Linked DNA regions of Homo sapiens: region 1 is linked to region 2. The links are chromatin contacts, found by Hi-C or POLR2A ChIA-PET in ENCODE. All regions are on one chromosome and are shown on one strand. The core of a region is the stretch at or near the end of the contact, and the rest is flanking DNA. Distances in the headings are between cores, read along the strand shown. Region 1 holds the start of LINC02649 (long intergenic non-protein coding RNA 2649). Region 2 has its middle 34 kb from the start of LINC02649.

Region 1 (4,567 bases), core at 155-2,654, 35 kb before region 2:
TTCTTCAGGGAAGTAACTGTGGAATCGGGAAAAGACAGAAAATTCCTGAGTAGAGGAGTTCTTAACTTAGACTCCATAGGCTAGTCTAGAGGGTCATGAATAAGCTCTAGGAGGTCTGTGCACAACCTGAATTTATGCAGAAGCTGAGTTTGGGTTCAGTTCAGAAGAAGGGTTCTATGCCCAATTGGTCATGTTTGGAGGACATGTTCATTTCCCAACCATTGTCCTGCCTGCATTTTCTATTCTTGACCAATGTAGATGTAGTTGGCCTCACCATGTTCCTTTTTGAGATACGTAATTTTTCTTGATGTTCTGAAGCACTGGTTGGTATATATTAAAAGTAGATGTTGTAAACGGACATATTTTCCAAATATCTTTTTGTTAAAATCCACATGAAACATTGTCTTTGGGCAATGGAATGGCCAAACCACCTTTTTGGACAGGACACGTTGTATTTGTGTTCTGGTCTAGGGAAGAGCAGAAAGGAGCAAATGCCCATGGGCTCCCTGTGGTGAGGCCGGATTAACCAGTGTCTCACAGGGCTGCGTTTTGTCTCACTTTGCTGTGCGTGTAGTGTATATGATCAGCAAACAAGTCCTAATTTTATAGCACCTACTCTTTCTATATGTTACAGAGGTTGCCAGCGTTTGACCAAAGTCCAGTTAGTAAGCAATTTTGTAAGTTTTGTGTTAAAATTCATAGGAAAGACTGTCTTCCAAAAATGACTTGTGGATATCGTGAACATCACCTCTAAGCATTGCACATGCGTAGATTTGCCCAGGGGGTTGATAGATGTGAGAAGGGGAAGGGTTCTAGGCCAGCATGTTCCTATGTAGAAGATGCTTTCAGGACACAGCCTTTGTTGCATGTGTGCAGTTAATGCGGATGAACTTCTTCCATCATCTCTGAATCATGTAGCGTAAGTATTTAGAAGTGCACATATATGTTAAAAGTAGATAATGTAAAATAATACACTTTCAATTTTTCTGCTAACTTACAGGTATGATTATCTTTTTAGAGTGGTGTTAAATTTGATCTCTTGGAGGAGAGGGGTGCAGAGGGAAGTTTAGACAATTTCAGCCTGTCTGACCATGGTTCTGTCTGTGTATTTTCATTAATTTTGGTGTCTAGTAAGGAATAAACAAGTCCTGAGTGCCCGAAGTGTGTTAAAAGCAGAGGTAGCAAAACAACCCCTTTATAAATGTGGGTTGTTTTATTACCTCTGCTTTTAACACACTTTAGGCATTTTTGTTTTGCCAGTTTATAGGAAGGACTGTCTTCTGGGAGCGACCTCTGTCAACCCACCTCTTGGATGGAGCCAGAAACGTTTTCACACTTCCTCGTCGGGGCAACGGAGCAGGGAGGAGAGTCACGGTGGAGCTCCTTACTGGTAACTCCATATCTAGAAGACAATTTGGGGTTATCAGCACAGTTCCAAATGTGCAGTTTTTAGTAAGTGCTTGTGTTTATTATAGACCACGTTCATTCTTTTCTATTTTTATTTTAAGTTCTGGGGTACATGTGCAGGATGTGCAGGTTTGCTACATAGGTAAACGTGTGCCATGGTGGTTTGCTGCTCCTATCAACCCGTCACGTAGGTATTAAACCCAGCATACATTAGGTCTTTTCCCTAATGCTTTACCACCACCACCACCCACACTCCCCTGACAGACCCCAGTGTGTGATGTTCCCCTCCCTGTGTCCACGGGTTCTCATTTTTCAGCTCCCACTTATGAGTGAGAACATGCAGTGTTTGGTTTTCTGCAGGCGTTAGTTTGCTGAGCATAAGGGCTTCTAGCTCCACCCATGTCCTTGCAAAGGTAGACCATGTTCATTCTTTATTTCACAACATCGTTGGTTTTTCAGATGTCTTGAGATGACAATGTATGATAAAAGGTAGAGCTAGTGAATTGGCCCATTTGTAAATGTTTTTATTATAATTAACACAAAAGAAGCCTCTTGAACGTGGTATTATGAAGCCACCTCTGAGCAGTGCACCCCAGGACTCATTAATTGGGTCAGCAACAGAGCGGCAGAAGGAGCATGAGGAAGGAACTATACAGACACATTGCTATTTCCATCTTGATGATAACCATTGATGTACGTGTGTATCTCTTTGGGGGTTACTATAAGAATACACTGCTAAATAACTCAGTGGACACATACCTTCTTGCTAACATTTTACTAGGACAGCTCTGATCATTCTCTTAGAAGGATTATATCCCATTGCTTTATACCCTATTTTAAATTGAGCATTAACGGAACACAGTATTTTAATTGTAACTCTGCCAACATCTTTATTCAGAGGACTGTTGCCATTTTTGTCTTTCAGGAAATTTTTGTCTCCATGAAAGGCAAAATTACATTTTTTTTCCTGATTGAAATGGTGTAGTGTATTCTTGGTTATCAAAATACTCTTGGCTTTGGGACTTTAAATTGATAAATATTCATTGTGTGTGAAAATATGATACATATTGTGTGATCTCAACAACATAACAATATGCATTCAATTATGTGTGTATACACACACAAGGACTTAGAAGAGCAAGGTCACATGTAATCTGCTTGTGATTACAGGTGACTTCTGAGTTCTGTCTTCCACGTGCTCTTCATTTTCAATAAGCACATGTTATTAACTTTGAAAGTTTGAGTGCTTACATTTTATTTTTAAAAATTGTATGCCAGGCTGGGCGCAGTGGTTCACACCTGTAATCTCAGCACTTTGGGAGGCCAAGGGAGACAGATTGCTTGGGTCCAGGAGTTTGAGACCAGCCTGGGCAACATAGCAAAATCCCGTCTTTACTAAAAATACAAAAAATTAGCAGTTGTGGTGGCCGGCGCCTGTAACCCCAGCTACTCGGGAGGCTGAGGTGGGAGAATCACCTGAGCCTGGGAGGCGAAGGCTATAGTGAGTCAAGATTGCACCACTGCACTCCAGCCTGGGTGTCAGAGGGAGATCCTGTTTCAATTTAAAAAAATTATATGCCAACACTTGTATGCATCTGTATATACCTATGTATGTATTTATGGGAAGAGGTAATAGCTTTATAAACAAAACTCGAAGAAGTTGTGAGCCCTAAGTTAAGATCCACTGCTCTACTTCCAATGCTCTCTTCTTTTTTTTTTTCCTTTAAATTGTGGTAAAATATATATAACATAAAATTTGGCATTTAACCATTTTTAAGTCTATAGTTCAGAGGCATTAAATACACATTAACAGCTGGGCGCAGTGGCTCATGCCTGTAACCCTAACACTTCTGGAGGCCGAGGTGGGTGGATCATTTGAGGTCGGGAGTTCGAGACCAGCCTGGCCAACATGGCAAAACCCCGTGTCCACTAAAAATACAAAAAGTATTAGCTGGTCGTGGTGGCGGGTGCCTGTAATCCCAGCTACTCAGGAGGCTGAGGCAGGCAAACCACCCAAACCCGGGAGGCAGAGGTTGCAGTGAGCCGAGATCACGCCACTGCACTCCAGCCTGAGCGACAGAGCAAGACACAGTCTCAAAACAAAACAAAACACATTAACTTTGTTGTGCAACCATCAACACCATCCATCTCCAAAACTCTTTTCCTGTTGTAAAACTGAAAGTCTATACCCACTACAGAATTTCACCGTAAGTATTAACCCCCTATTACTCCCCAGCTTGGCCCTGGTAACCACCATACTACCTTCTGTCTCTATGAATTTGACTACTCTGGGAATCTAATGTAAATAGAATCATATGGTGTCTGTCGTTTGTATCTAGCTTATTCCACTCAGCGTCATGTCATCAAGGTTCGTCCATGTTGTAGCATGTGTCAGAATTTCATTCTTAGTTAAAGCTGAATAATATTCCATTGTATGGGCAGACCACATTTTGTTTATCCCTTTGTCTATCCATGGACACTGGGTTGTTTCCACCTTTTGGCTATTATGAATAACACATCTATAAATGTGGGTGTACAAGTGCCTTGGGTTGTTTCTACCTTTTGGCTCTTGTGATTAATGCTGCTATGAACACTGGTGTTCATGTCCCTGCTCTCAATACTTTGGGGTATATGCCCAGAAGTAGAATGGCGGAATCACGCGGTAGTCCTCTGTTTCATTTTTAAGGAACCACCATCCCATTTTCCACAGAAGCTGCAGCATCTCACCTTCCTACCAGCAATGCACATGGGTTTCGATTTCTCTACATCTCGGCCAATACATGCTCTTTTCTGGTTTTTTGATAACAGTCATTGGCTTCGGTGTGAAGTGATACTGATGGTCTTTTCATCGTATTGGAGAGGCACGGAGTGAACAATTCTGACCTGAAATCCTCATCTCTCCAAGTGTGCCAGTTGAAGTAAATTTCTCAATCTGTATGTGAAAATTTTTTTCCTCTTCACTAAAGTAGAAAAGTTAAATTATTTATATAGTCAATACATGTGGAGTGCAAAACACAGAGCTAAGCGCTGCAGGGTAAGAAGTGAGAAAGGGGCATGAGGCTGGACAGGATATGAGAACCCTACTTTCAAAGGAGTTCAGAACCTGCCAAAGACACTAGCCTGTGAGCAGAGTGAGGTGAGGCATCCCTCTCTTTCTGCC
Region 2 (5,273 bases), core at 2,602-5,101:
TCTGTGACACTACAGCTACAGCAAACAGTGAACACAGCCTCACTCCTAGCCAGATAAACACACTAGAGATCAATCTATGTCATTTCCTTTTACCCAATACATCATATCTGACTTTCAACAGAAAATTACAAGGCATGATAAAAAAAAAAAACAAAAAAAAAACACCTTCTGAAGAAACAAATCAAACATCATACACAAACCTAGGTATGGCAGAGATGTGGGGATTATCAGACCAGAAATGTAAAATAACTGATTAATATGCTAAAGGCTCTAATGGAAAAGTTGGACAACATCCAAGAGCAGATGGGAAATGGAGGCAGAGAGATGGAAACTCTAAGAAAGAATCAAAAGGAGAGGCTTGAAATCTAAAACTTACTTATGCAGAATGACTGGAGGCAGTGATGGCAAGTGGGTCCTTGTGGTCTAGAAGAATCCTGCAAAAATATCTCTCTCCATCTCTCAAAGATTTGAAGGTAGACTAAATAATTCAGGCTCAAACTGCTTGATATGGTTTGGCTATGTCCCCACCCATATCTCAAATTGTAGCTCCCGTAATTCCCATGTGTCATGGGAGGGACCCGGTGGGAGGTAATTGAATCATGAGGGCGGGTCTTTCCCATGCTGTTCTTGTGATAGCGAATAAGTCTCACGAGATCTGATGGATTTATAAAGGAGAGTTTCCCTGCACACGCTCTCTTGCCTGCTGCCATATAAGACATGACTTTGCTCCTCCTTTGCCTTCCACCATGACTGTGAGGCCTCTCCAGCCATGTGGAACTGTGAGTCAATTAAATCTCTTTCCTTTATAAATTACCAAGTCTCAGGTATGTCTTTATTAACAGTGTGAGAACAGATTAATACACTGCTTTTGCTGCAAACCCTGCCAACCCAGCAATTTTGTCAGAAGCTTCTGTTCACATCTCTCAAGATGGAAACCTCTATTCCAAACTATATCCAGAGCTCTCTCAACACATAGGCCTGAGTTTAAATAAAGAAGAAACACATGCAAATATGACCATGGTTTCTGGTGCGCCAATTCAGGGCCAGTTGGTAGCAAGACCTTCCAGTACGAACTATACAATGGCTCCTATAACTGGTAATGATGTTGGAATTTGTAGAGCAGAAATTAAGCAAGGGATTCATGAAGCCATTGGATCAAGATGGAAAATTCGTGAAGCCATAAGGACCAAGATGGAAAAATTGAACTCTGGCTTAAATCAATAGATAATGGTATATGTGTTCAGCAAGTCAAGGATAACTCTCCAACCTTATTGGTTGGTCTGAGATTTGGGAACCAAGTACTCCAAATCAATGGTGAAAACTGTGCAGGCTGGAGCTCAGATAAAGTGCACAAGGTGCTCAAACAGGCTTTTCAAGAGAAGATTTCTACGTCCATTCATGACAGGCCCTTTGAATGGACAATTACCATGCATAAGGATAGCACTGGACATGTTGGTTTTATCATTTAAAATGGAAAAATAGACCGGACGTCGTGGCTCACGCCTGTAATCCCAGCACTTTGGGAGGCCAAGGCAGGCAGATCACCTTATGTCAGGAGTTTGAGACCAGCCTGGCCAATGTGGTGAAACCCCATCTCTACTAAAACTACAAAAATTAGCCAGGCATGGTGGTGCACACCTATAATCCCAGCTACTCAGGAGGCTGAGGCAGGAAAATTGTTTGAATCCAGGAGGCAGGGGATGAAGTGAGCCGAGATTGCACCACTCCACTCCAGCCTGGCCAACAGAGTAAGACTCCATCTCCGAAAGAAAGAAAGAAAGAAAAGATAACATCCATAGTGAAAGACAGTTCTGTAGCCAGAAATGGTCTTCTCACAGAACACAACATCTGTGAAATCAACAGACAGAAGGTCACTGGACTGAAGGACTCTCAAATTGCAGACATACTGTCAACATCTGGGACTCGAGTTACTATTACAATCATGTCTTCTTTTATCTTTGAACAGATTAAGTGGATGACACCAAGCATGATGAAAAGCCTAATAGACCACACCATTCCTGAGGGTTTAAAATTCATCACACGACGGAAATGTAGCTGAACGTCTCCGTTTCCTTCTTTGGCAACTTCTGTATTCTGCACGTGAGGCTTTCTGGGGCCAGCAATTGAGCATACGCTGCATGAGGATCTTTCCATCTCACATTATGGCTGGGAATCTTACTGTTTCATCTGATAACCTGTTCAGATTTCAAGAGAGCTGTAGCCTTATCCTGGTTTTATAGAGGTGAAACTTTCAAGAGATTTACTGACTTTCCTGGAATAGTTGCTTTTCCGGAAACCTGATACTTTCATAAGCCATTGTGATTAGAATGACTGATACAGGCTTAGCTTTGTGTGAGAACCAGTCACCTTTCTCCTAGGCCATGAGAAGTGCTGTTCATGTTACTTTAGTTCTATGGGATGTTTGCATTTTTAACACATTCTACCACAGTACACTTAGAATGATTGCCCTTGATAGTTTTTTTTTTTTTTAATTCTGTGTATGTGTGTATAAAATGCCAATTAAGAACACTGGTTTCGGGCCAGGCACGGTGGCTCACGCCTGTAATCCCAGCACTTTGGAAGGTTGAAGTGGGCAGATCACGAGGTCAGGAGATCGAGACCATCCTGGCTAGTAGAGATGGTGAAACCCTGTCTCTACTAAAAATACAAAAAAATTAGCTGGGTGTGGTGGTGGGCGCCTGTAGTCCCAGCTACTCGGGAGGCTGAGGCAGGAGAATGGCATGAACCCAGGAGGCGGAGCTTGCAGTGAGCCGAGATTGCGCCACTGCACTCCAGCCTGGGCGACAGAGTGAGACTCTGTCTCAAAAAAAAAAAAAAAAAAAAAAAAGAAAAAAAAAAAGTACACTGGTTTCGGCTGGGTGCTGTGGCTCACACTTGTAATCCCAGCACTTTGGGATGCTGAGGTGGGAGGATCACTTGAGATCAGGAGTTCGAGACCAGCCTGGCCAACATGGTGAAAACCTGTCTCTACTAAAAATATAAAACTTAGCCAGGCATGGTGGCACATGCCTGTAATCCCAGCTACTCGGGAGGCTGAGGCAGCAGAATTGCTTGAACTCGGGAGGTGGAGGTTGCAGTGAGCCAAGATCAAACCACTGTATGCCAGCCTAAGCAACAGAGTGAGACTTTGTCTCAAAAAAAAAAAAAAAAAAAAAAAAAACCACTGGTTTCCTTCCACGTAAGCATTAAACAGTGTATGTAGGTTGTAAGAGATGGTGATGATTGTTCTGAAATCTTAACTACCTTCACTTAATGTGCTTGAACTGTCGCCTTAACTGTGTTAAGCATCCAGACTAAAAGCTGAAATAGAATTACTGCTGCCTTTCTAAAACGCAAAATGTGGTTCTCTATTAATCTGAAATGTACACTAGCCCAGAGCAGTTTAATGATACTTAACGAGCTATAGCATAGCATAGCTGCTTAGTTGTATTTGAGATTTTCTAGTCAATGCATAATGGAAACTTCTTTCTTCTGAAAGTTGCCAGTAGCACTATAGATTGAATGTAAAAATTGTTCTAGTAAACAGGACACTTTTTTTTTTTTTTTTTTTGAGACAGAGTCTCACTTATTCCACTGCCCAGGCTGGAGTGCAGCGGCACAATCTCTGCTCAATGCAACCTCTGCCTCTTGGGCTTGAGCAATTCTCCTGCCTCAGCCTCTTGAGTAGCTGGGACTGCAGACATGCACCACCATGCCCAGCTAATCTTTTTATTTTTTGTGGAGACAGGGTTTCACCATGTTGACCAGGCTGACCTCAAGTGATCCGCCCACCTTGGCCTCCCAAAGTGCTGGGATTATAGGCATGAGCCACCACGCCCAGCCTGAACAAGATAAACTTTTGACTCCTCTTTTTTTTCATTTGTGGATTAAGTGGTATAATACTTAACTTTGGCATTTGACTCTGAAGATTATGTAACCTAGCCACTTCAGATGGTTTTAGAATATTTTTCTAGTAATTTGTTGCACTTCCTGATTCCTCCTTGCAAACTAAATGACAGGACACTTTATCCTGATTATTTTCTTGTTTTTGATTTATGCCTATTCTATTTTAATTAAATATGTACACATAAAGTTAAAAACAAAAATAAAAAATGAAACTCATGTATGCAACAAACATGTAATGGGAATACCACACAGAAAAAAAGAGAAAGAGACAGAAAAAAATATTTGAAGTAATAATGGATGAAAATTTTCCAAAATTAATGACAGATACCAAACCACAAAACCAGGAAGCTCAGAGGAGGATAAATACACCAAGCATGATAAATACCAAAGAAATGTACATCTAGAAAATCAAAGACAGGCCAGGCGTGGTGGCTTATGCCTGTAATCCCAACACTCTGGGAGGCCAAGGCAGGCAGATCACCTGAGGTCAGGAGTTCGAAACCAGTCTAGCCAACATGGTGAAACCCCGTCTCTACTAACAATACAAAAAAAAAGTTAGCTGGGCATGGTGGTGGGTGCCTGTAATCCCAGCTACTCAGGAGGCTGAGGCACAAGAATCATTTGTACCCAGGAGGTGGAGGTTGTAGTGAGCTGAGATCGCACCACTGCACTCCAGCCTGGGCAATAGAGCAAGACTCTGTCTCAAAAAAAAAAAAAAAAATCAAAGACAAAAAGAAAATCTTGAAAGAAGCCAGAAGATTATCTCAATAGATGCAGAAAAGGCCTTTGACAAAATTCAACAACGCTTCATGCTAAAAACTCTCAATAAATTAGGTATTGATGGGACATATCTCAAAATAATAAGAGCTATCTATGACAAACCCACAGCCAATATCATACTGAATGGGCAAAAACTGGAAGCATTCTCTTTGAAAACTGGCACAAGACAGGGATGCCCTCTCTCACCACTCCTATTCAACATAGTGTTGGAAGTTCTGGCCAGGGCAATCAGGCAGGAGAAGGAAATAAAGGGTATTCAATTAGGAGAAGAGGAAGTCAAATTGTCCCTGTTTGCAGATGACATGATTGTATATCTAGAAACCCCCACTGTCTCAGCCCAAAATCTCCTTAAGCTGATAAGCAACTTCAGCAAAGTCTCAGGATACAAAATCAATGTACAAAAATCACAAGCATTCTTATACACCAATAGCAGACAAACAGAGAGCCAAATCATGAGTGAACTCCCATTCACGATTGCTTCAAAGAGAATAAAATACCTAGGAATCCAACTTACAAGGGACGTGAAGGACCTCTTCAAGGAGAACTACAAACCACTGCTCAATGAAATAAAAGAGGATACAAACAAA

The links. Hi-C counts contacts between places; a loop is a spot of excess contacts on that map. ChIA-PET counts read pairs that join two places held with the same protein, here RNA polymerase II (POLR2A). Pooled maps may share reads with other maps.
Region 1: a map of B cell shows a loop between it and region 2 (2.2-fold over the local background). The contact joins the promoter of LINC02649 here to the enhancer-like site in region 2. A Hi-C loop is called at or near these places in 5 of 168 maps with a recorded cell type or tissue (B cell, Caco-2, IMR-90 and 2 more), 20 of 37 single-sample maps with no recorded cell type and 9 of 50 pooled maps. POLR2A ChIA-PET finds 5 or more read pairs at or near these places in 18 of 52 experiments (B cell, CD4-positive, alpha-beta T cell, GM12878 and 14 more).

The regions. Positions count from the first base shown.
Region 1 is chr10:6,323,381-6,327,947 of GRCh38, reverse strand. It overlaps LINC02649 (long intergenic non-protein coding RNA 2649), which reads right to left and starts at 1,404. Exons shown (of 6, transcript NR_040079.2): 1 at 1,306-1,404; 2 at 1-16. It also overlaps a transcript of PFKFB3 not described here.
Region 2 is chr10:6,289,854-6,295,126 of GRCh38, reverse strand. It overlaps a transcript of PFKFB3 not described here and the pseudogene SDCBPP1. Among named protein-coding and RNA genes, the nearest start is that of LINC02649, 34 kb to the left of the region's middle. Within about 2 kb of position 3,851, at least 3 of the 41 ENCODE cell types and tissues checked have a DNase peak (open chromatin) inside an H3K27ac peak, as active enhancers do; they include PC-9, where a contact is called at or near this core.